Linked DNA regions of Homo sapiens: all the other regions are linked to region 2. The links are chromatin contacts, found by Hi-C or POLR2A ChIA-PET in ENCODE. All regions are on one chromosome and are shown on one strand. The core of a region is the stretch at or near the end of the contact, and the rest is flanking DNA. Distances in the headings are between cores, read along the strand shown.

The links. Hi-C counts contacts between places; a loop is a spot of excess contacts on that map. ChIA-PET counts read pairs that join two places held with the same protein, here RNA polymerase II (POLR2A). Pooled maps may share reads with other maps.
Region 1: a map of HepG2 shows a loop between it and region 2 (7-fold over the local background). The contact joins two enhancer-like sites. A Hi-C loop is called at or near these places in 3 of 168 maps with a recorded cell type or tissue (Caco-2, HepG2 and naive thymus-derived CD4-positive, alpha-beta T cell), 20 of 37 single-sample maps with no recorded cell type and 7 of 50 pooled maps. POLR2A ChIA-PET finds 5 or more read pairs at or near these places in 2 of 52 experiments (GM12878 and activated naive CD4-positive, alpha-beta T cell).
Region 3: a map of GM12878 shows a loop between it and region 2 (2.6-fold over the local background). The contact joins two enhancer-like sites. A Hi-C loop is called at or near these places in 5 of 168 maps with a recorded cell type or tissue (A673, CD14-positive monocyte, GM12878 and 1 more), 8 of 37 single-sample maps with no recorded cell type and 5 of 50 pooled maps. POLR2A ChIA-PET finds 5 or more read pairs at or near these places in 2 of 52 experiments (A673 and PC-9).

Annotation. Positions count from the first base shown.
Region 1 is chr3:102,057,861-102,061,250 of GRCh38, reverse strand. No RefSeq gene overlaps it. Among named protein-coding and RNA genes, the nearest start is that of RDUR, 120 kb to the right of the region's middle. Within about 2 kb of position 1,535, at least 3 of the 41 ENCODE cell types and tissues checked have a DNase peak (open chromatin) inside an H3K27ac peak, as active enhancers do.
Region 2 is chr3:101,807,371-101,811,054 of GRCh38, reverse strand. All of the region lies in intron 6 of NXPE3 (neurexophilin and PC-esterase domain family member 3), which reads right to left. Among named protein-coding and RNA genes, the nearest start is that of NXPE3, 30 kb to the right of the region's middle. Within about 2 kb of position 1,679, at least 5 of the 41 ENCODE cell types and tissues checked have a DNase peak (open chromatin) inside an H3K27ac peak, as active enhancers do; they include CD14-positive monocyte, where a contact is called at or near this core.
Region 3 is chr3:102,037,014-102,040,395 of GRCh38, reverse strand. No RefSeq gene overlaps it. Among named protein-coding and RNA genes, the nearest start is that of RDUR, 98 kb to the right of the region's middle. Within about 2 kb of position 1,620, at least 4 of the 41 ENCODE cell types and tissues checked have a DNase peak (open chromatin) inside an H3K27ac peak, as active enhancers do; they include CD14-positive monocyte, where a contact is called at or near this core.

The DNA of each region.
Region 1 (3,390 bases), core at 286-2,785, 250 kb before region 2:
TACACATTCATTGAGCCCCTTGGAGGAAAAAAAGTATATTCTTATATGTCACTATCTTTACTAAACAGAGGAATTTAACTCATTAAACTTGGCACCACTTTTCCACAATGTAAATATATAAGTTTGCTTACAAAGAAGGCACACAAAGGTGGCTTTCTAATCTTTCATTCTGAAATCCAGTGGTAGGGCTGTTCATAGAGCTGACAGAGCTGCACATGGCCTTTGGGACAGAGATGAGTCATCAGTGACCAAGTACACAGCAACCTGGGAATATTCCCTCCTATTCTGGTGGGCTTTCAAGGCTAATAATCAAGGGCTCTCGCCTTATCTGCTTCTTCCTTAGTCTTCTCAGCACATAGTGAATAGGCCATATTAATGAGGAAGATGAGGCATAGGTGCCTTTTTTCTGATATTTAAAATATGAATCACCATAGATGGTAAGATTCATGGTTAGTTGTACTTTCTCTTTTAAGTGTTCCTGTACTCTTTGAATTAAAATAATAATAATACATTATTTTCATAATAAAAGGTAAACTTGTTCTATTTGAAAAGTAATAAAGATAAATACACTTTACTGAAGAGTACTAACAGTCTAAGTAGTGTATAAGGACGGAGAGTCAGCAGCCTTATTCTGCACTGAAGCTGCCTACCTCCCCCATCTCCTCTGAAGACTTTATTTTTTATATTTATGTTTACAATCTAATCACTTTACATAAAACAACCCGTGAGTTTAAGCTCAATTTTTATTTCTCCAAATTCATTTATAAACTCTATTTCTCTAAATCCATCTGCCAGTGAGTACACATATTTGAGATAATAGGTATAATTATACAAACATTCAATTTTTTGTTTTACATTATTCACCTAAATAATCTCATGTACTTTTTTTTTTTTTTTTTTGAGATGAAGTCTGGCTCTGTTACCAGGGTGGAGTGCAGTGGCGTGATCTCCGCTCACTGCAACCTACACCTCCCAGTTCAAGCGATTCTCCTGCCTCAGCCTCCTGAGTAGCTGGGACTACAGGCATGTGCCACCACGTCCAGCTAATTTTTGTATTTTTAGTAGAGACGGGTTTCACCGTGTTGGCCAGGATGGTCTCGATCTCTTGACCTCATGATCCACTCGCCTCGGCCTCCCAAAGTGCTGGGATTACAGGCGTGAGTCACCGTGCCCGGCCCTCTTAGGTACTTTTCATTTCACCAAAAGAACCCCCAGAGATTTTATTTCTAATGTCTCTGTGGCATTCCATCTTCTTATTTTATATATATATTTTTTTGTGATTTGTTTAGCTATTACTTTCTTCTTGAACACTTGGATCATTTTAGGTTATAAATTCTCAGTGTTAAATTTGAAACATGTCTGTGCAATTACTTCTTTGGTTGTTTATTTGGGGCTTATTTTATTGAAGCCTCAGCTCCAGGTTAAAGGTTATGAACAGCTTTACAGCTCAAGTTAGTGGCACTTTCGGTGAAACAGCTGTGGTCTCGTCATGTGATTTCCTTTCACAGAGTGAGTTTCATTAGTACTAATGAAGGAATAAAGTAGAATTTCTCTAGTGGGAACCACCCAGCTGTGGTCTGCTGCCCATGACATTTTGCTCAAATTCCCTCAGACATGAGCACCACAGAAATTTTTTAAAAACGAGTCTGACCCATTCACTCAGGAAGAAAGAACTCCTCCGTGGGCAGTTGTCCCCTTTACTAGCTAGCCTCAACAAGTTGCTCCAATCACAGGGGGGTCTTAGTCCATTTGTTTTGCTATAGAGGAATACCTGAGGCTGGATAATTTATAAAGAAAACCGGTTTACTTGGCTCACAATTCTGTAAACTGTACAAGAAGCATGGAGCCAGCGTCTGCACCTGGTGAGGGCCTCAAGCTGCCTCTACTCATGGCAGAAAGGGAAAGGGAGCTGGCACAGGCAGAATACATGGTAAGAGGAAGCAAGAGAGAGAGAAGAGGAGGTGCCAGACTCTTTTTAATAATCAGCTCTCCAGAGAACTACTAGAGTGAGAAGGGAACTCACTCATTACGGAGAGGACAGCACCAAACCATTCGTAAGGGATCCACCTCCATGACCCAAACATGTCTCATTAGGCCCCACTTCCAACACTGGGGATCAGATTTCAACCTGCAGCTTGGAGGGCCAAATATCCGAACTGTAGCACAGGACCTCTGAGGGACTGACTGCCTCAACCCCAAAGCAGACAGCAGGTACCGCCCCACAGGTCCCAAGCCCATACCAGACATCATGTTGTACTCTTTCTAGAGCATGGCCTTATTACCAGAGTTACCCATGAACAGCTTGCCCATGGGCATGGCATCTTTGGAATCTGTGTAGTCCATATTGTGCAGGCTGTCAACCCTGCCCACCCTTCATACAACTCTCAACTCCAAACATCATGAACTCCACTCCCATTAACAAATAAATATCTTTTTAGGATTTCCTTCAGAACTTTGCCCCCAAACTCTATGCTCAACACAGTGGCCAGAGTGACCCATATAAATGTAGGCCAGATCCTGCCTTTCTTTTGTTCTACCCTCTCCCCTCCCTAAAGGCTTCCCAAACCAAAGGTCTTTCAATGGCTGAAAGACCCTGTGCAGTCTGACTCCCTGTTAGGTACCTGACCTTTTCTCCTCCCTCCCATCCACTCTATACTGAACACACTTGTCTTCTTTCTGTTCTCCAATGCATCAGACACACTCCCACCTCAGGATTTTGGCACTGCTGTTCTCTCAACCAAGAACACTTTTGCCCTAGAAGCCATCAGTGTGCCTCACTCCCTTGCTTCCTTTGGGTCTTTGGCCAAATGCCACAACTCAGTGAGCCTTCCTTAAATCTTTTTGAAATTGCAACCATCCCTCTCCTGCCACTTACTACTCTTCTTTTCTGCTTTTTTTCATAGTATTCATCAGCTATTTCATATACACCTTGTATTTATAATAGGTCTCTACCACTATACTCTAAGGTCCTTAAGAACAGAGATTTTTGTTTATTTTGTTCACTGCCATATCCCCAGTGACTCCCAGGATGAGTGACTTGTACATAGCAGGCACCAAACATGTATTTATTGAATGTGTTTCTCTGAACCCTGCACAATGCCAGGAGAGATTTACAGGAACAACCCCTGTCCTCCAGAAACTCTTAGTGTAGTTGGGGAGTTTGACAATTGCTAATACTTTATAAAGTCAGATCTCTAAGGTTAACACCCTAACACCTTCTTAGTTCCTCTTAGATACTGTGACTGCACCTAAGGGAAGGTGCCTTTAGGAGGAAGGTAGTTCATAGGTTGTGGTTTTGTGGTGGAACCTCCTGGTTTCAAGTAAGCATTGCTGACTTGGACAAAGATCTGAGCTTATTTTTTCTAATCAACTGTGCTTTCTCTATGAACA
Region 2 (3,684 bases), core at 430-2,929:
GAGCTCAGGAGTTCGAGACCAGCCTGGCCAACACAGTGAAAACCCCGTCTCTACTAAAAACAGAAAAATTAGCCAGGTGTGGCTGTAATCCCAGGTACTTGGGAGGCTGAGGCACGAGAATCGCTTGAACACAGGAGGCAGAGGTTTGCAGTGAGCCAGGATCGCACCACTGCACTCCAGCCTGGGCAACAGAGCAAGACTCTGTCTCAAAAACAAACAAACAAAAAAAAACAACAAAAAAAGTTCATTCAAGTTGCTGCCAGAATTCAGTTACTTGTGGTTGTAAGACTGAGTTTCCCATTTCCTTGATGGTTATCAGCCAGGAGATGCTCTCCAGCTACTAGAAGTTGCCTATATTCCTAGCCATGTGGCCCCCTTCATCTTTAAAACCAACAACAAAGAATCTCCCTCACATGGAATCCTTCTTACACTTTGAATTTCTTCAGGAAGAACATGGCCCCTGTTAAGGGCTTATCTGATCTAAGGTCAGGTCTACCTAGGATAATGCCACTCTCTTAAAGTCAACTTTGTCATATAACATAATCAAATCATAGGAATTATATACCATCATATTTACATGTCGCTGCCACAACTCAAGGGGAAGGAGATTATGTAAGAGCATAGATCACTGGAAGTCATCTTAGTATTCAACCTGCCATAGCTACAAAGATACACACAAATGTAAAACTTCATTGTTCTTATCTATACTGTTGCTATTAGATCAAGTCTTATTCTAAACTCTCAGTAAGTTCCCCCAAAAAATATAACCTCAAGTTGTTGATGAGGTCAGAATCTGTCAAGGTCCCTGAGCCACTCAGCTGTGATAATCTGGGGACTACATTACAGGTACTAATGAAAACTCAGCAGTAATTCTGGCACTGGGAAAACCTGACATAAACCAGATGCTTGCTCTTAAAAAGGTAGTCAGCTAGAACTAAAAACTGTTTTTCCTTGCTTTTGACTGGAATTATGCCCACAAGTAGCAGTAGCACTGCCAATCTCAGGCAATCTAAATATGAATCTTAACAATAGTTTTACCTTGTAAGAATATTAATTAGCTAATACATAAATACAATTTCACAGGGAAAAAACTTCAAAATATAGGATTCATAAGTGAAATAAAAGTAGAAATACTGTAAACCCCTTCTAAGGCTAAGGCAAAGAAAATACAAGACAAGCCTCAAATATCTTGTGGTGCCAGAAACTAAGGAAGTGCTCAAAACAAACAAAAGGATGACAGCACACAGGATGACAAAAGGGCACAAAGAAGCCAAACTGAAAGTGTTCCCCAACTGCCAAAACTGGAACAATTTGAGCAAAAATAAAAGCAAATAAAATAATGATTGAATTGGATTGGATTATAATTTTTTTTCCTTCATTCCAAGGAATGAAATTTTCATGAGTCTACACTGATATAAATACTTAAAATGAAGAAGGGACAACTCTTCTTTGCAAAAGAATTCCAACTAATAAATGTTGAAAGAATGAGAGACATTAAAAGTCACAATTAGAATTCCACAGAAATCATTGCCACAGGCAAGATCTGATGAACCTTGATGAATGCTAAAATTAGTTGGTGAAAGTTTAAGCAGAAACAGAATGTTTGCATAGAATGAAGCAAAAGAAGGAAAAAAAATTATGAGCCCTTGATTTAGGGTCTTTGAATGCCCCCTGCTGGTCCACAGAGTGAAATTCAATGAAGTTCTGCCAAGCTGGGTTCCTTCCATAGTCCATAAATCAATTGCCCTTCTCTTTTCTTTCCAGTTATATACCTGTTACAACAAGATGGTTTTCCTATTCAAAACCAGGATATTCTGCTCCTACTAATTCATAGTTACTTTCTTCCTCTAAAAATATATCAAAAGGCTCACTAATTACCAAATCTATCTTCCCTCTAACCAGAAGAGTACATCATAAACCCACAGCCACTTCCTGGCTAATCCTCAAGACTTGTCAGGTACAGGTAAACTTTCCAAAGTTCCTCCCACTGACCATCCCTGGGACACCTAGGGACATCACAATAAGGGCAAGCCAGTCGAGTCTGTGAGAAGAAGGACAGATCCAGTAGTGGGAGACAGGGCCTCCTGAAGATGTCGGACATGGAGAGTGTTTAGAGCGCAGTACTACTGAAGGACACCTTGTCTACTGACATCTTGACCTCAGGGTTGAGGCCCAAACAGATAAAAGATAAATGTCTCATATATATATATATATATATATATATATATATATATATCCTCTAAAATTAGTAATTCATTTGGTTCAAGTAAATCAAAAACAGCTCTTCATCAGGAAAAGACTGGGAATTCTTGTGGCATATGATACTAGAGACAAGAGATATAAACTGGCAGTGCCCTGGCTGCATATGGGCCAAACAGATTTTATTTAGCCCATACAATATTTTCAAAGTCTTGAATTGGATGTCAATGTTCTAAAATATGGAGATATCACAGTTAAAAAATCAAAGTTTCTGGTTTCTCTTGGAAAAACAAATCTACGGAGCTGGGCATACAGGGTTTGTTTCTACATGGTAACAAAGCAGCAGAAACTGAAAAGAGGCTGCCCCTTGAGATGGTCCTTGCTCTTCAGTTCCTTCCCCACCACTCATACAAGGCTTGTGGCTAATATCCACTCTGCTTGATCCACAGGTATTAAATATCAAGCCCCTGCAGCAAAAGGGTTTGCCAACATCTGCAGAGTGCAGTACTATTAGTTAATATACTTTTAAAAGCTAGAAGGACCTTGCCCGCCATCTGCATAAGCCTCACTAGTAACATTCATCCCTTCTTTCTAAAAATCACGATAGCTAATTATATCTATTCTGCAAAATTTACATTTACTGCTCTGAATTTTGTTCTTTTACTATTAATATTCTACACCAATAAATCAGAGTCACCCGAAAAGTTTGTTAAAACTTTCTTGCTCAGCCCCACCAGCCAGGGTTTCTGTTTCAGTCATCTGAGATAGGACCTGAGAATTTGCAATTCTATCAGGTTGCCTGGTAATGCTGATGCCACTGATCCACAGACCACACTTTGAGAAGAGCTGCTATTCTCCAACCCAATGTTATTTTAAACATTTCCATGATAATTTTACCCATATCTCTAGAGCAGCAATGTCCAACACAACTTTTTGTGATGATTTAAACATTTCCATGATAATTTTACCCATATCTCTAGAGCAGCAATGTCCAACACAACTTTTTGAGATGATGGATAAATTCTACATAAAATGCTGTCTACATATAGTTATTGGGCATGTGTGATTAAATAACTAGATTTTGAATTTTATTTAATCTTAATTGATTTAAATTTGAATCACTACAAGTGACTAGTTGCTATCATATTGGACAAGGTTGTTCAAAAGACTCTTGAGGAGCCAAACAGAAGAGGGCTGGCAAGAGAAGAAAACTTTTACATGAGCTTAAATAGCAAAACTCGGCCGTGCACATGTCTGTAATCCCAGCACTTTGGGAGGCCAAGGTGGGAGGATTGCTTGAGCTCAAGAATTCAAGACCATCCTGGGCAACATGGCAAAAATTTGTCTCTGCAAAAAAAAAATGCAAAAATCAGCCAGGTGTGGTGGTGTGTGCCTGTAGTCCCAGCTACTCGGGAGGCTGAGATGGGAGGATCAATTGAGCCTAGGAGATCAAGGCTGCAGTGAGTAAAGATTGCGCCACTGCAC
Region 3 (3,382 bases), core at 371-2,870, 230 kb before region 2:
ACCTGCTCAAGCCTCAGCAATGGCGTGTTCCCCTCCCCCAGCCTCACTGCCGCCTTGTAGTTTGATCTCAGACTGCTGTGCTAGCAACAAGCGAGGCTTCGTGGCCATAGGACCCTCCAAGCTAGGTGCGGGATATAATCTCCTGGTGTGCCATTTGCTAAGACCATCGGAAAAGTGCAGTATATGGGTGGGAGTGACCTGATTTTCCAGGTGCCGTCTGTCACCCCTTTTCTTGGCTAGGAAAGGGAATTCCCTGACCCCTTGTGCTTCCCGGGTGAGGCAATGCCTCACACTGCTTCGGCTCACACTTGGTGCACTGCACCCACTGTCCTGCACCCACTGTCTGACAATCCCCAGTGAGATGAACCTGGTACCTCAGTTGGAAATGCAGAAATCATCTGTCTTCTGCATTGCTCGTGCTGGGAGCTGTAGACTGGAACTGTTCCTACTTGGCCATCTTGGAACCGCCCCCTCTTCCACTTATTATTCACTGGCCAGAACTAGGCATGTGGCCCCAACTGAAAGGCAAAAGAGGCTAGAAAATAAATGGAAACACATACAATGTTTGGTGAGCACTAGCTCTTTATGTCACAAGTGAATAGACTACATACTATAATAATTTTAATTTTTAAAAAATGGTTATCTCAGGATAACTTTATGGAATGTTGAAAATACAAGTTTACCTAACATCTGTTGTTCAGTTGTACATATAATCTACATTGTGTTTATACTGTGATTCCTCTGTGCCAGACTGAAAACATGAAGTAGACAATAGTAAAATAATTTCAACAAATGTCAACTGAACAAAATTTGAGATTACCTGGTAAATTGAGTATTAGTTTGGATATCCCTCTCCCGAAGATGTATTATAATGGCAATTGCTTTCTTTGCCAAGGAGTAATATTTATCTGTAAGGCTTTTTCCAATTAAGAAAATATTCAATGATGATAAAGTAGAAATATGATTTTTTTTCCTTCACTCTTCCAGATAGAAAGCAAATTCTGCCTGGTGTGGTGGCTCAAGACTATAATCTCAGCACTTTGAGAGGCCAAGGCAGACAGATCACTTGAAGTCAAGAGTTCAGGACCAATCTAGCCAACATGGTGAAACCCCCATCTCTATTAAAAATACAAAAATTAGCCAGGCATGGTGGCATGCACCTGTAGTCCCAGCTACTTGAGAGGCTGAGGTGGGAGAATCACTTGAACCTGGCAGGCAGAGGTTGCAGTGAGCTGAGATCACACCACTGCACTCCAGCCTAGGCAAAGAAGCAAGACTCCAAGAAAGAAAGAAAAGACAGGGAGGAAGGGAGGAAGGAAGGAAGGAAGGAAGGAAGGAAAGAAGGAAAGAAGGAAGGAAGGAAGGAAATTCTATCTTGGGCAGGAGTTGTAGATACATCATTATCCTGACAATCAGAACCATGATTTGGAAAGATTAATCTGATGGAAATATGCAAATAGGTTAAAAACTATTGTCAAAGAAAGCAGTTAAGCAGCTCATACCAAAGTTCAGCTGTGAAGTAAATGATGACTGTGTGCCGTTTCACACAAGAAGTACTTCATGAATAGGAACCTTCTTTCAGACTGAAACCAGAAACAATCTTAGTTGCTAAACTTCATTAGGAGAGAAGTTACCATGCATAAATGATATGTCTTATGACCACCGGATCTTCCAGATTCCCCTTCCAGTATGTTGGTGCCTTCAAGTGAGAGAGATAAAGTTCTCTCAGCTTCTTCTCTTGTGGCTGAGTTTGCCACAACCAGCAGCCCTGACACACACTATTGGTAAACAAAGCAGAAGTAATGTCACAAGGCATGGGCTTGCCGAGAAGGGTGCCCAAAATAGCAAACCTCATAGCTTAATTTAGAAGAATCTTTACAATGTCAAGCTTACAAAGGTTAAAAAAAAAAAAAAAAAAAGAAACAAAGAAAGAAAAAAGAAATGTGGGGCTAAGCATGGTGGTTCATGCCTGTAATCCCAACACTTTGGGAGGCTGAGGGCTGAGGTGAGGATATCTTGGGGCCAAGAGTTTAAGACCAGTCTGGGCACCATAGTGAGACACTCTCTCTAGAAAAAAAAAAAACTTAAAAATTAGCCCAGTGTGCTAGTTTGGGCCTGTAGTCCTAGCTACTCTGGAGGCCGATGAAGAAATCTCATGAGCCTAGGAGTTCAAGGCTGCAGTGAGCTATGGTCATACCACTGCACTCCAGTCTGGGCCACAGAGCAGGACCTTGTCCAAAAAAAAAGGGAATGTGGTAGCATTTTCAACAAGTATAAACTATGTGGTCTTGTCTATTCACAGATCATTTAAAGATGAAAGCTTTAATTGGGGGGAAAGCCATATCAGCCAATGGCACTGTGAATTTTTGGCAGAGGCATCATCAATTCTAATAACTTTTATCAAAACCAATGGTTTTAAGCATTCAAGCTTTTATTTACCCCTCTGTGGTCTGAAATAACCATTGGCGTTTGGAGCTGTTTTTGTTTATTTAATTTGGTTTTGTTTTAATTGGTCTTGAAGTCAACATACTCAGGATTTGCAATGTAGAAATGAGTTCTATGAAGGCAGCAGATTCTTGATTTCTTTCGGTCTATAAGTCTTCCCCATTAAAAGCCTATACTCTGGCCAATAAGAACTAGAAGTAGAAAATAAAGTTAAAAGCAAGCTCAACATAGTGAGGTTCTAACTCCATATGTTGCGTTTATGGAGGCTTGTTTCTCTAACTCTTTCCTGGTCCTCAGACACCATGGGAGAATAAAAGTAAGCCACTGGTACCTTCTTCTGCCGTAAACTTTTCTCCAACATAAACACATATTTATGTTGACATGAACATAAACACACAGTCACACACACTCATTGCTTTGGAAATGGTAATTCCCATTAGAAACATGCAAGTTTAAATTTAATGTTCTTTGTACTTAGTGGTAATTCACTTATACTTATTTTCTTTGAGAGAGTGAGACAGGAAAGAATCTCAAGAATCTTTAAAGAAATGCAGAGAAGGCTAGCTGTGCCAGGTAACTGACGAAAAGCAAATTAAGGTCTCCGTTTTCAAAAGAAGAATGAAGTTAGATTTCACAAACTCAAATAATGAAAATATTATCAAAGGCAGGCTGAGCACAATGTCTCATGCCTGTAATCCCACCACTTTGAGAGGCCATGGTGGGCAGATCAGTTGAGTCCAGGAGTTCAAGACCAGCCTGAACAACACAGTGAGACCTTGTGTCTAGAAAAAAAGAAAAAGAAATAAAATATTATCCACGACATTAATAAACAGATAGCTTGTGAACTTAAGAAGGGGAAATGATAGGTCACTAGAAGACATCGTGGATGCACTAAGAACACATTATATGAGGCTGAGTTCATTTCCATTTTTGAGAA